Regions from separate parts of the Homo sapiens genome. Here region 1 is linked to region 2. A link is a contact called in ENCODE Hi-C or POLR2A ChIA-PET data. All regions are on one chromosome and are shown on one strand. The core of a region is the stretch at or near the end of the contact, and the rest is flanking DNA. Distances in the headings are between cores, read along the strand shown.

Region 1 (6,968 bases), core at 52-2,551, 78 kb after region 2:
GACACTGACATGATGAATTGCTCTCTTGGGAGCACGGGTGGGTGAGACTGGGGAGGAGGATGGGAAGTGAGAACTTGGTCCGTTTACCGGAAGACAGCAGCACACAGATCTGCTTGCACCCTGTACCTCATTGTCTAGGATAACAGGATTCCACAGCCTTGCCCTGATAGAAGCAACTCGGCAATTAATGGGTTGATGGCCCACAGTCCTTCCAAGGAAAACCCATGTTTGCTTGCTGCAGCCACGTGGACAACAGGCAGGCTCACCACAATGCCTGCAGGCCCTTCCTGGTCTCTCAATTTCACTCCTTCAACAAGCGTTTAGCAGATGCCTCCTCCTTATTACCTTCTGTATTAGGTGCTGGGGATACACTGGGAGAAGGTTCTTGTTCTTAAGGAACTTCTGATCCTACAGCAAGCCAGTGATGAGGGGAGAAGTGGTAGAATGGGGGGGATTCACAGCATGAGCACACAGAGGAGGGATACTCACTATGGGGCAGGGAGTGGAGGCTGGTGCTTAGTCGTCAGCATTCATTCTCTGGAACTCTGTGGACCCGTGCTTCTATATTTGCACATAGTAAGTTCTAATTTAACCATGAATTTTGGAAAAACCGTGATCATAGAGTTTCTTTCTCTGTCTTCCTTTCTCATCTCTTCCTCCTTTCTCTCTCCTTATGAACAGCGGTCTTTTCAAAGTTAGCCCATAGGATTGGGACCAAGCCTGAGATTCCAAACAGTGTTGGAGAGGGTGGAGTGTAGAGAAGCACCTGAGTCTCATGGTGAAGTTAGAGACAGGGACCCCGAGGCCTGGCATGATTGGAAGCAGGGCACAAAGATGAGTGTAGAGCAGAGGCCAGCGGGAGGGTAAGGAGCCTGGAGGTCAGGAGGCCTGCAGAGGGGAGAAGAGCAGAAACAGGGTCGGGAAGTGCCCCAACCCAGCAGTCCCTGCCTCCGCAAACAAGACTTGCTGGACACCAAGGCAGCCTCCTGACCTGACTTGCACACCAGTCACACACTTGCCTCCCAACAGGAATGACTAGACTCCGGAGCTCACCTGAGGCCTGCAGGTAGGAGCTGGAGAAGGATGAGGTCGGGGCGAGGAGTTCGCGGAAGCATTGGCAGGCCTGGACTCTCCTTTGCGCTGTTTCGTGGTTTATTTCCCAGCTCTAAACAAGGACGTCCTGCAAACTTCTGATGGGTTTGGTTTTGTGGTAACTTCTTAGAGAGCTCAGAGCATCAAGGAAGAACATTTCCTCAGGATGCTGAGGCGTGGACTGGCTTTCATCTCAATTTTCTTCAGCTGATTTCCTTCAATGTTGTTTTTCTCTTTTGAACAAAAGAATATGCTGTTTGTTCGGTCACATGGACTTGTGGTTACTCACCCGTGGAAGGAGGCCACCCCTCGAGACTCTGGCAAGAGCAGGGGAAATTCCTTTCAACACCAGCCCCGAGGAATTCTCATGATCCTGGTTTCCATTTTGGTCAAATTAAAGATGAAAGGACTCGATCCAGCACTGAGGAGGACGATAGTTTTGATTCTGAGGGAGACACAGCTAGATGAAAAACCAGGCTAACCTTTTATCTGGTATGAGAGTGGAGAGGCACATCCTGTGACAAATTGAGCATCCATTGTGTGAGGAATTCCTGCTTCAGGCCCCATCTCAGAAATCAAAGCCTTGTAGGTGAGGAGAAACAACCGTGAGGCGGCAGGTTTATTTATTTATTTTCCCACCAAAGTCTTAGATAACTTTACTGGGTGCCTGCCTTCTTTTTGGTTTTGTGTTTGCATAATTTTAGAAATGCCATTAGGAATAGCTGCTTTCCTAGAGAAAGTTTCCAGTTGGTAAAAACAGGACAAGCTGTTTTCGATAATCATGAACCTTTTCATTTGAAGGGTTCTTTTCCATACTCCTGACTCCCACCACCTCTGATATAGGTAATTCCATGAACTTTAGCACTTCTTGATTTGGTATTCTTTAAAAAATTTTAAATTGTGGCAATATACACATAACATAAAATTTAACATCATATCCAATTCTTTTATTTTTAAAAAGATTTATTTATTTATTTGAGATAGGGTGTCGCTCTGTTACCCAGACTGGAGTGGAGTGGTGTGATTACAGCTCACTGTGGCCTCAACCTCCTGGGTTCAAACAATCCTCTCACCTCAGCCTCCTGAGTAGCTGGGGCTACAGGCTCACGTCCCCACACTGTTTAATTTTTTAAATTTTTTGTAGAGATGGGATCTCACTATGTTGCCCAGTCTGGTTTCAAACTCCTGGCCTCAAGCAGTTCTCCTTCCTTGGTCTCTGAAAGTGTGGAGATTATAGGCATGAGCCCCTGTGCCTAACCTCCGGAAGTCTTTCCATCCTCCCGAACTGGAACTCTGTACACGTTAAATCCTAACTCCCCACTTCCCTAGCCCCACTCTGCAGTCCCTGGCATCCCCTTTCTACTCTCAGTCTCTACGAGTTTGACTAATCTAGGACCTTATATAGGTGGAATCAGCAATACTTGTCATTTTGTGACTGGCTTATTTCACTTAGCATAATGTCCTCATAGATTTGGCATTCTTTTACTTTGTCTTTAAAATACTATTTCCTCTTAACATCCAAGGGCTAACTCATTTAAACTTTGGAAAGGTCATCAATAAAATTTAAAAATATTTCCTAAGCCTGGAAATTGTAAAGACAAGTATGGATCTGTGAAACACCCTATTGCTTGCAGCAGAGCGGAACATCTCAGAGGTGAAAAACCAAGTGAAGAAGAGGCTCGTGTTAAGTGGCGCCAGCTGGGAACGTCCTGTACAGTAGGGCGCTGAGCCCTCAGGCCCGCAGCCAGGGGTAGGGGATTCTCTGCAGATGTGCCCTCCTCATGGCTGGTGCCGGTGGTCACGCTGCTCTCCTGGGGCCGTGGCGACAGCTGTCCATGGAGTAGGGCTGGCAGCGGCTCTGGAGGGAGGCATCTGCCCGGGCTGTCACCGGAGTGAAAGAACAGGAGGCAGCTGCGCAGAGGCAATGGCAAGGACAGGAGCAGAGGACACAGAAAAAACACCCTCGATCTCCTTGTGTGCTTTCCCCCAAAGCACAGGCCCCAGCCTGGTCATCGTGCCTCCCCAAAGTCAGGGAATACCCCAGAGGCTGTTCCTCCTCTCCGTGTTCAGGCCTGGCAGTCTGTTCTTGGACAGAGAAGGCTCATGCCAAGGCAGCTGCCCGGCAGTGTCACACGAATGCTGGAACAAGGGGGGCTGGGTGAGGACACCAGACCATTCATCTCACAGACACGGCCTTTAAAAGCTCCTTGAGGTTTTCTTATGTCTCAGTAGCAATGCAAATAATCTCTAAGAACCGTGACACCATCTTTTTCAAAGACATGTAATTTGCTACTGTCAATAACACGGATTTCCCACCCGAAAGAGCCAATGTGTTTTCTCGCTATTTATCAAATCTTTTATACTCTGATGACTAATGGAAAATACAATGGCAATTTGTTACTGTTTTGGCATTGTTTGCTATCAGAAGTGACACTGGAACAAAGGGGTAATAAGTTATGGTTGCATTCAAAGTTTATTCTCTCCTGCGGGAGTATACACACTCACATATCAATAGGAGTTGATAACTATAATGTGTGTAGCCTTTATGAATTATCTGTGTAATAATTTTCACTTTAAAAAAGCATGTTCCCATCCGTCAGTTCATTTCGGCATCACGAGAATGTTTATGATATTGTTTCAGTTGAACAGAACGAGACTTAAAGGAGAAATGGCTTGTCGAAGGCCCTATAGGAAGTCAATTGGGGCTAAAATTAGGTCTCCTGAGTCTTAAACCAGGGCTCTTTCCACTAAACTGTACTTGAGAAGAAGGTGTCAGAACCACAGGAAGCATGGTGAGAGATGTGTTTCTTTCTCCTGCTGACTTCTCCCCAGCCCCAGCCCAGACAATTCTGAAATGTTAGAGTAGTGATTGCTTGAGAACCAAGGGGACTATTTGGCTGAGCTGTTTAAAATTGCCGTTTTTAAAAGATTAAAACAGTCAAATATCAACAATTGCAAATGTTTCAAACTAATTGCTCTCCCCAGATTTATATAAGGTTATATTTCCCGTGTAGCGTCAAATTGGTCTTTTTATTGGTTAATTTGGCTGGTCGCTTTGCTTTCAATTTTGCTGCCCCTTGGTCTGAAACAGCCAGTGACCTCAGATCATTGTTTTAGTGGCTTCTGTAACCAAATCGAGCCAATTATAGAGGCAGCTGGCCAAACCATGCAATTAACCCCAAGCAAGGCAATTCAGGGTCATGTAAGTATGACTCACAAATGACCAGCCTATAAGAATTTTCAACAGGTCTAACCTGCTCTTGGTTACTGCACATTTTGCCTGAAAAAACAATTAGATCATATTCTTTTTCTGTTCATCTGGCATACGTTTGCATGAGTTCTGGTGAGTGGGAGATTTCCAAGGCTGTTACAGGGGGATCATTAGAAAATCAGGAGGGATCTTGGCCGAATGTCAAGAATGAAGGAGCAGCAAGTCAAGCCGCCAAGGAAACACACATTAGAGTCATTCGTTCTCACCACTCGGCGGAAGCTGGTAACTCGCTCCACTGGCCAGGCTTCCCACCATCTGGAGTGGAGTCCGGGTGCTCCTACCAGGGATGGATGAGCTCCAAGTGCAGGCAGCCTGGCACAAGGGCCGCGGCCACCAATGCTGGAAGATAGAGCCTCCTGCTTCCTGCAGACAGCAGAGCAATGAGGATGGCGCTTTGTGCCTTTTCTGGTTACAAGGTGCTATTGTGAATCACTTGATGTTGAGCGTGAAATTACATGGAGCTGTGAAGCCTTTGGTGCTGCCGACTGGGAGGAGCAGTGTTTCCAAGGTGTTTCTCTGTGTCCCTGTTTCTGGCAGCGAGGGCTTCATTTTCACTTTGCGTTCCAAGTGGGGAGAGTTTACAAAAGGGCAGGGCAGAAGAACAGTGGTTCCCACAGAAAGATTACAGATGCATGGGCTAATGTTAGAAAGACAGCAAGGGGCAGCTGCCCACAATCCCGGCAGGAACGTGTCAGACCATGCTGGAGGAAAGCAAAGTCAATGGAGAATGACTTGGTGCAGTGGAAAGTCAGCTCTATGGACCAAAATCCTTCAGCAACCCTGATTTGTAACATTTGCCAATATCTGTGGTGTAAAAAATACTCCCACTGTGGCCAATTTCAAATTGCCAATAGCTTAACAACTGGCTTGCAAAATTTCTGGGTGTTTGATACTCTTCTCTTTAGAGCCTGTGTGAGTTGGCTCCAAAGAGGCACTGAGTGGCTTAAAAACGGAAATCAGGCAAATGTATAAGCAAAGTTAAAGTTTACGTAAGGATATTGGGGTGAGAAGCAAGTGTCTCGGAGTGACCCATCCCCTGCCCTATTTCGTTTGCCTCCCTTTTTTGTAAGTTCTCCAAGGATCAGCACTCCCTTGACCAATCACAAGCATCCCAGTCCCAGGTGACCTAACCCACTCAGGCCCCACCCCTGCAGTCCCTAGAGCTGGTGGTCTTCCTACAGACCCCCTTCTACACTTGCGTGGCATCAGCAACGCGTGCTGCACCTGCAGTGCAGAGGTCTCGGGTTCCAGCAGGCAGGCTGAGCACTGAGGGCAGGTTGCTTGTCTCCTGGAGGGAGCCGTTGAGGAGCTGTCACTTCGCTGGAGCATGTATTGGCCTCAGATTCCTCCCCTAGCGGGCTCCATGCATAATTTTAAAAAGCCAATTGCAGGAGTAGGAATTCAGTTCAATTGTGGGGAAGGTAGAACCCAGCTTTTAGGTAGTGTGGGTTTATAATTCTATAGGATGGGCTTATTCAGAAATAAATTCATGTGACTCTGAGTGAAGAATTGAGTATCTAATAATAAATTTTTCTTCCAGTTATGCAACCATTAGTGCTGTGTTTGTGTTTTGGCCAACACGCTTTTTAAGCTAGGCCTCAGTTTCCTGAGTGCAAAAATGAGTGGCAGAAATGAACTGAGGTCTGAGGCTTCTGTCTGTCCTGGCATGCTGTGGTTCTGGGACGCTAGTGGTGCCAGGGCACCGTTTCCCCACACTTTTCCATAAAGTCTTCAATCCCTTTATACATTTGATTGTTGGTTTTTGTACTCCTGGGACACCTAGTGCTCCACTGAACATCACTATTTAGCTGTGCCACAAACAAGGTATTTTTTGGCTACACAAACTTGGAGTGCACTGTAGGTCAAACTAGCACTTTACTATGAGTTTTCCTTAGAATCTCTGATAGTCCAGGGTACATTGTGTATGTCTGTTTCCAAAAGGGAAACTCAATGCTCATGGATTCCCAAATGTTTTAACTGCAAATCATCTTGTTGTTTTTTTTTTAAATACTGTATTAGTCTCCTAGTGCCACAAATTGGGTGACTCAAAACAACAGAAATTTATTTTTTCACGGTTTTGGAGGCTGGAAGTCTGAAATCGAGGTGTTGGTGGGGCCATGCTGTCTGCAGGTTCTAGGGAGGGGGTCAGCTCCATGCCCTTGCCTTTACTTCTGCTGTTGCCAACAATCCGTGGGGTTCCGTGGTGCATCAGCGTCACTCCAGCCTCTGCCTTCACAATCAGGTATGCTCTCCCTGCATGCCTCTGTGTCTCCTCTTCTCTCTTATAAAATCACCAATCCTATTAGATCAAGGCCCAACCAAATCTATTATGACCTCACTTTACCTTCATTACATCTGCAAACACCCTATTGGCAAATGTGGTCACAATCACAGGTACCAGGGGTTGGGATGTCACCATATGTTTTGGGAGGACACAGATTCAACCTACAGCAGACAGTTTTTAACGTTTCCTAAAAGTGGGACTCCAATGAACAGGGCTTGGGAAATGCTGTCCCCAAAATTGAAAATTTATTAATAATTAGGATTCACTAACCAGATACATGATAAAACCTTTAGGCCAGGGGTTCTGAACCTGATACCAAGG
Region 2 (6,707 bases), core at 895-3,394:
GGTGGTCCTCCTGCTCCTGCCAAGTAAGACGTGCCAGCTTCCCCTTCACCTCCCACCATGATTGTTGCCTGAGGCCTCCCCAGCCAGGCTTCCTGTAGAGCCTGTGGAATGGTGAGCCAATTAAATCTCTTTTCTTTATAAATTACTCAGTCTTGGCCAGGCATGGTGGCTCATGCCTGTAATCCCAACACTTTGGGAGGCTGAGGCAGGTGGATTGCTTGAGCTCAGGAGTTCTAGACCAGCCTGGCCAACATGGTGAAACCTCCTCTGTACTAAAAATACAAAAATTAGCCCGGTGTGGTGGCAGGTGCCTGTAGTCCCAGCTACGTGAGAGACTGAGGTGGGAGAATAATGCCTTGAGCCTAGGAGGCAGAGGTTGCAGTGAGCTGAGATTGTGCCACTGCACTCCAGCCTGGGCAATAGAGCAAGACGCTGTCTCAAAAAATAAAAATAAATTAAAAAAATACCCAGTCTCAGGTAGTTCTTTTTTTTTTTTTTTTTTTTTTTTTTGAGACGGAGTATCGCCCTGTCGCCCAGGTTGGAGTGCAGTGGCACGATCTCTGCTCACTGCAACCTCCGCCTCTGGGTTCAAGCAATTCTCCTGCCTCAGCCTCCTGAATAGGTGGGACTACAGACATGCACCACCATGCCTGGCTAATTTTTGTATTTTTAGTAGACACAGGGTTTCACCATGTTGGCCAGGCTGGTCTCGAACTCCTGACCTTAGTTGATACACCCACCTTGGCCTCCCAAAGTGCTGGGAATATGGGCGTGAGCCACTGCGCCTGGTCTCAGGTAGTTCTTTATAGTAATGTGAGAATGGACCAATACACCGTTGGTAGCTTGGAAATGGAAATTCCTTGAATAGTTGCTCCCAGCCCCAAACACTTTGTAGAACCCCCCTAATTTCTTCCAAAGCCCTCCTGTTTTCTGTACATTTCCTCCTTTTCTTATGACTCCATCAGAAAATATCTTACATGAGGAAGAAATGGTTTAAAACATTTCTATTTACTTTCATGTTATTTCTGATTATCTACCAGAGAGCATAACTTTTTTTTTCTTTTTTTTTTTTTGAGGTGGAGTCTCACTTACTGTTGCCCAGGCGGTGCCATCTCGGCTCACTGCAACCTCTGCCTCCTAGGTTCAAGAGATTCTCCTGCCTCAGCCTCTCGAGTAGCTGGGACTACAGGTGTGTTCTACCACGTCCGGCTAATTTTTTTTTTTTTTCACTAGAAATGGGGGTTTCCCCATGTTGACCAGACTGGTCTCAAACTCATGACCTCAAGTGATCCACCCACCTCAGCCTCTCAAAGTGGGATGTTCAGTACAGACACGTTTTTCCAGCTATTTTCAATCGGAAATAATCTGAAATCAGATTATCGAAATCGGTTGGTTGAATCCACAGACGTGGAATCCATGGATACAGAGGGCCAACTATACTTGGTGGTCAAACCTACGCATGATTTCAAAGCCCATGCTCATTCATTCTTCTTTCCTTTTTTTCTACTTTAACTTTTACTTTTGTTAAAGCCACGTATGTATAGAGTGCAAATATTAAGATCACTCAACATGGCTGATTGTCAAACATTGCAGCAGTTCCCTGTCCCACTTTCCAGAAGCACCTCCTTGTAACTTTCACCTGAGTGTTTTCATGTTCATTTCCGTATTTGTAAAATATGTAAATTGGTAAATATGTAAAATGCTAGCATGTTTCTTGAAGAAAAAATGTGGGTAGTAAGTATTTGCTGGAATACAAAGATTTCACCGTCTTTTACCCGCCTGTCTCTCAGAACACAATTTAAGTCTTCTCCATTCTCTTTATCCAGTTAAGTTCTAATTTTGGCTGGCTCATTTTTCAGTGTTTATTGTGACTATGCTTGCTGAGTCACGCGGTACACAATCATTACGTTTCCTTCCTCTTGCACTTTTTTATTTTCCATAGAGTTAATAATTGTCTTCCAGTTCTATTTGCTTATTTTTCTGTATACTTGTAACTAATTCAATGCCAGCTCTTTCAATTGGGCATACCTCTCAATATGTTTAATTTCATTTTCTTGAAGAAATCTCTTCTGGATCTTCTGATCTGCTCCAAACTGCACGGGTTGCTCACACAGCAGTGACTCATCTGCCATCTTGCGTTCTGCCTCCACCCATTATCTGGGTGATTTCTTCACTTCTTTCCCTGCAGGTCTGAAAAGGCCTTTATCGTGTCATCTCATTTCATTGATAGTTTGGCTGAGTATTCAATTCTAGGTTTTAAAATTTGGAATTTGGAATTTGGAAGTTCTGCTCTGTTATATTCTGCCTTGTTACTTAAGACCTGCGTTGTTCTCTCTCTCTCTCTCGAAGTTTGTAGACTCTTTCTCTGTCCCTAGTGTTCCTATATGTCACAATGATGCACTTTGTTGTGGGTTTATTTTGTCTTCTGGGACTTGGTGGGCTCCTTTTAATCTAGAAACTTATGTCTTTCAATTCTGAGAGATTTTTCTTGAATAATTTTGCTGATGGTTTCTTTATTTTCTCTTTTTGAAACTCCTGGACAGTTCTCTAATTTTCTTATTTTTTTCTTGTCTATTTTCTATCTCTTTTTCTGTTTACCCTTCTCTCTGGGAAATTTTCCCAACCTAGTCTTCTATTGCAAGCTGCCTTATTTTAAATTCCAAGGATTATTTAAATGTTCTTTCATATTTTTTAAAAATGAGTATATTGTATTCCGTTATCTCTCTCAGGATATTAATAAGGGTTTGGGGGCTATTTTCTCTGTTTTTACCTCCTTTTTCCACTTTGCTTTGGTCTCTGGCTTTCAGATTACCGTATTTTATCGACTTTGAGAACCTTCGATGCTGGTGCTCTTAATCTTACGAGAAAGTGTCCACGAAATTATTTTGCATGGCCGTATCACGGCTGCCTCCTGACTGACCATGATTTTGCAATACTATTGATTTGTAAGGCGGATTTCAGAGATGTTCATTCGGACACATGCATCTTAGGATCAATGAAACAGGGTAAATGCTTCTCAAGTTATCTTGGGATTCTTGCCTATACTGTTTATAGTTTAAGAGTGGTGCACCAAAAATCTGTTTATAGTCTGCTCTGCATGGTGCTGGTGGTAGTAGGTGAGTGGAGGGCTTTACTGACAGTGGAATTAATTGTAAGATGATTCAGCTCGGCTGTTCTTTTTTTTTTTCATTTTTTTGTTTTTTGAGACATAGTCTCACACTGTCACTCAGGCTGGAGTGCAATGGCATGATCTCGGCCCACTGCAACCTCCATCTCCCAGGTTCAAATGATTCTCCTGCCTCAGTCTCCCGAGTAGCTGGGATTACAGGTGCCCGCCACCATGCCCAGCTAATTTTTGTATTTTTTGTAGAGATGGGGTTTCACCATCTTGGCCAGGCTGGTCTCGAACTCCTGACCTCATGATCCACGCCTCCCCCGCCCGGCCCCTTGGCCTCCCAAAGTGCTGGGATTACAGGCGTGAGCCATGGCGCCCAGCCTGTTTGTTTGTTTTTTTAAGAAACATGGTCTTGATATGTTGCCCAGGCTGAAGTGCAGTGGCATGATCATGGCTCATGGCTACCTCGAACTCCTGGACTCAAATGATCCTCCCACTTTAGCATCCCAAGTAGCTAGGACTACAGGTGTGCACTACTACACCTGGCTGATTTAAACATTTTTTGTAGGGATGGGGTCTCACTATGTTGCCCTGGCTGGTTGTGAACTTCTGGCCTCAAGTGATCCTCTTGCCTTGACCTCTCAGTACATGGAGATTACAGGTGTGAGCCACTATGTCTGGCCCAGCTTGACAGTTTTGTTAAGAAACCCTCTGATGATGACTTTCTCATGAACTTGTTGGATTCCCAAGAGAAGAGTTTTTGAATCTTCTGCCTGGAGGATTTAAGCTTGGCTGTCTGCCTTCTGAGCGTCACGATGGGAAGGAAGGCTGGGAATCAGATGCTCAGCATGCAGCTTTGACTTCGTCCCTTTCTTCCATACAGTACTCCTGCCCTTATCTCTGCCTGGTGTTCCCCAGCCCAGAGAGGCTTGATTTTACCTCTCCAGAGGGAAAAAACCCTCCAGGCTCCTGCCCTTTGTGGAGCTGGGAAAGAAAGCTGGTGGAGTTAACTGCTTCTCAAACAGACTTTTCAGTCAAACCTTCTGTTTTCTGCCCCATCTTTTTCTCTGCTTCCAAAGGAGCTGGGTGTTGCTGCCTCCTGAGCCTTTGAAGTTCAGGATGTGATTCAGGTTGTGTCTCAGCTTTACCTATGGTTGGTTCAGGTTTGCTTAAGTTAGTTACTTCGCCTTCATTTTCCAGCTTTCAAAATGTTTTTTTGGCTGGGCATAGTGGCTCACACCTGTAATCTCAGCACTTTGGGAGGCCAAGGCTGGTGGATCACTTGAGGTAAGGAGTTCAAGACCAGCCTGGCCAACATGGTGAAACCCCGTCTCTATTAAAAATACAAAAATTAGCCGGGCGTGGTGGTGCACACCTGTAATCCCAGCTGCCTGGGAGGCTGACTCAGGAGAATTGCCTGAACCTGGGAGGCAGAGGTTGCAGTGAGCTGAGACCGTGCCACTGCACTCTAGCCTGGCAACAGAGTGAGATTCTGTCTCAAAAGAAAGGAAAGTATTTTTCTGTCCACCCATTCTCTTTGTTAAAAATCACATTACAGGGAGGGGAACATCACACACCGGGGCCTGTTGGGGGGTGGGGGGCTAGGGGAGGGATAGCATTAGGAGAAATACCTAATGTAGGTGACGGGTTGATGGGCTAAAATGATCCTCCCACCTTGGCCTCCCAAAGTGCTAGAATCATAGGCATTTATTAAAAATATATTTTCTACATTGATTTGAAATGCAACTTTATTTGGATCTGTTTTGGAGCAAAGACCATAAGCCTTCCAGTGCTTCACCCTCTCCCTTAATGCTAGGTGAGTGCATCTTTCTTTCTGGGTCTCTGCTTCTTGCTCTGTAAGTGATGTTAGGGAACTGCATTATTCTTGCTGTTGCTAAGCTCTGCAGCCACATATGCTCTTATTTGTTAATTTGACCAACATGTTTGGGTCCTCTGCAGTGTCTGTGTTTGTGCTAAACACTGGGGATACAAAAAACAAGGCAAGCCCCCTGCAGTAGTCACTGTAGGAAGCCAATGACACGTTAGTCTAGGAGTGATTCTTCTGTCCTAGGATGGGTCTCTTTCATGCAGGATTATAGAGCGTTCTGGAGGACATTGTGCAAAATGTTAATGATGGTTGTTTCTGGGGGTGTGGTCTCAGTTGAATTTTGATCTCTGCTTTATTCCTTTCTGTATTGCTTATATTTTTGGCAAGCATACACTTTTTTTTTTTAGCATGATTGTTTTGTTTTTAACAGACCTCAGTTTCACAGAATTGGTTTAGTTGTAATCCTTGGTTCATAACGCTCTCTGGGGTTCCACAGTACCTTTAGGAAAAGAAAACAGCAAGAAGCAATCTACAGAGGTTAGGGAGGATTCCAAGAGTGACCAGAGGGTGTTCCTTAGGTAAGACGCATCAGAGAGCCAGAGCAGTCAGGCACCCCTGCTGCTGTGAGGTGCCTGTGTGAGGGTGCAAGGTACAGCTGCCTGAAACCATGTGGCCTTTGGGGAATTGTGAGGAATTCAGCTTGCCAGAAGCTGAGGTTATAAGCAGGAGTGACCATGTGTTACCTGGTATACACAGAGAACACTAGAAATGAATAATTTTAAGACTGTGAGAATTTGCACAGCTGAGGATCTCATATACCCATTTAAGCCCATCCTTTGGGGCACTTTCTCACAAATGGAGGATTAGATATTCTTTCTATTAAAAAGTGTAACTGTATATTAGTACAACAGAAATAAAGACTCTCTAAGCTGAAGAATCCCTAAGTGAAAGAAAAAATTATAAATACACGCACCTATACACAAATTATTAACGCAATGATAGCTTTTACAAAAATTGCCTTTTGTCCAGCATCATCAGTTTCTTCCTCTCTGCTCCATTCCTCCGGAGGGCATGCTGACATGCCGTTGGCTCTTCTTTGATCTCTGTGCCTATCTAGATACCACTTGATTTCTCTGCTCTCCCTCCCAGAGAGAGGGTGTCTTGCTGTCTGTTTGCTTTTCCACATTTCCTTCTCTCCTGAGTCTTCTTCAGTCAGGCTTTCAGCTGAAACTGTCTTCACAATGAAGACCTCCACCCTGCCAAGTCCCATGGTCCATCTGCTAGCCTCTTTATTGAGTCTTGCAGTGACATTTGGCATGACTGACCACTCCTTCCTTTTGGAAGCATTTTTTTGGAGCTTTCATTTCATTCCATTCCATTCCATTCTATTTCATCTCATCCCATCCCATTCCATGCCATCCCATCCCATTCCATGCCATCCCATCCCATTCCATGCCATTCCATCCCATTCCATGCCATTTCATGGCATCCCATGCTTCTGGTTGTCCTGCTACCTCACCAGCTGCTCCTGGTCAGTATCCCCCCTCAATGTCTGTCCTCTCAATGTTGGAATATTCCAAAACCCAACTCTAGATCCCCTTCTCTTTTCCCCATTTTCTCCCTGTGTGATCCTACCTGCACTCTCAGCTTTCATGACCATCTTTCTATTGAAGACTTCTGATAGCCTAATTTCCCCCTGGATCTCCAGAGTCCTAAATCCATCTGCCTGCTTGACATCACTTAGAGGTGTATCAGGCATCTCAG

The links. A loop is a pair of places that touch in the nucleus more often than their neighbours do. ChIA-PET counts read pairs that join two places held with the same protein, here RNA polymerase II (POLR2A). Pooled maps may share reads with other maps.
Region 1: a map of endothelial cell of umbilical vein shows a loop between it and region 2 (2.1-fold over the local background). The contact joins the promoter of KU-MEL-3 here to the enhancer-like site in region 2. A Hi-C loop is called at or near these places in 1 of 168 maps with a recorded cell type or tissue (endothelial cell of umbilical vein) and 1 of 50 pooled maps. POLR2A ChIA-PET finds 5 or more read pairs at or near these places in 1 of 52 experiments (OCI-LY7).

The regions. Positions count from the first base shown.
Region 1 is chr6:4,604,898-4,611,865 of GRCh38, reverse strand. KU-MEL-3 (a long non-coding RNA gene) reads right to left here and starts at 1,301. Exons shown (of 2, transcript NR_122107.1): 1 at 1,054-1,301; 2 at 1-888.
Region 2 is chr6:4,683,633-4,690,339 of GRCh38, reverse strand. No RefSeq gene overlaps it. Among named protein-coding and RNA genes, the nearest start is that of KU-MEL-3, 76 kb to the right of the region's middle. Within about 2 kb of position 2,144, at least 8 of the 41 ENCODE cell types and tissues checked have a DNase peak (open chromatin) inside an H3K27ac peak, as active enhancers do; they include endothelial cell of umbilical vein, where a contact is called at or near this core.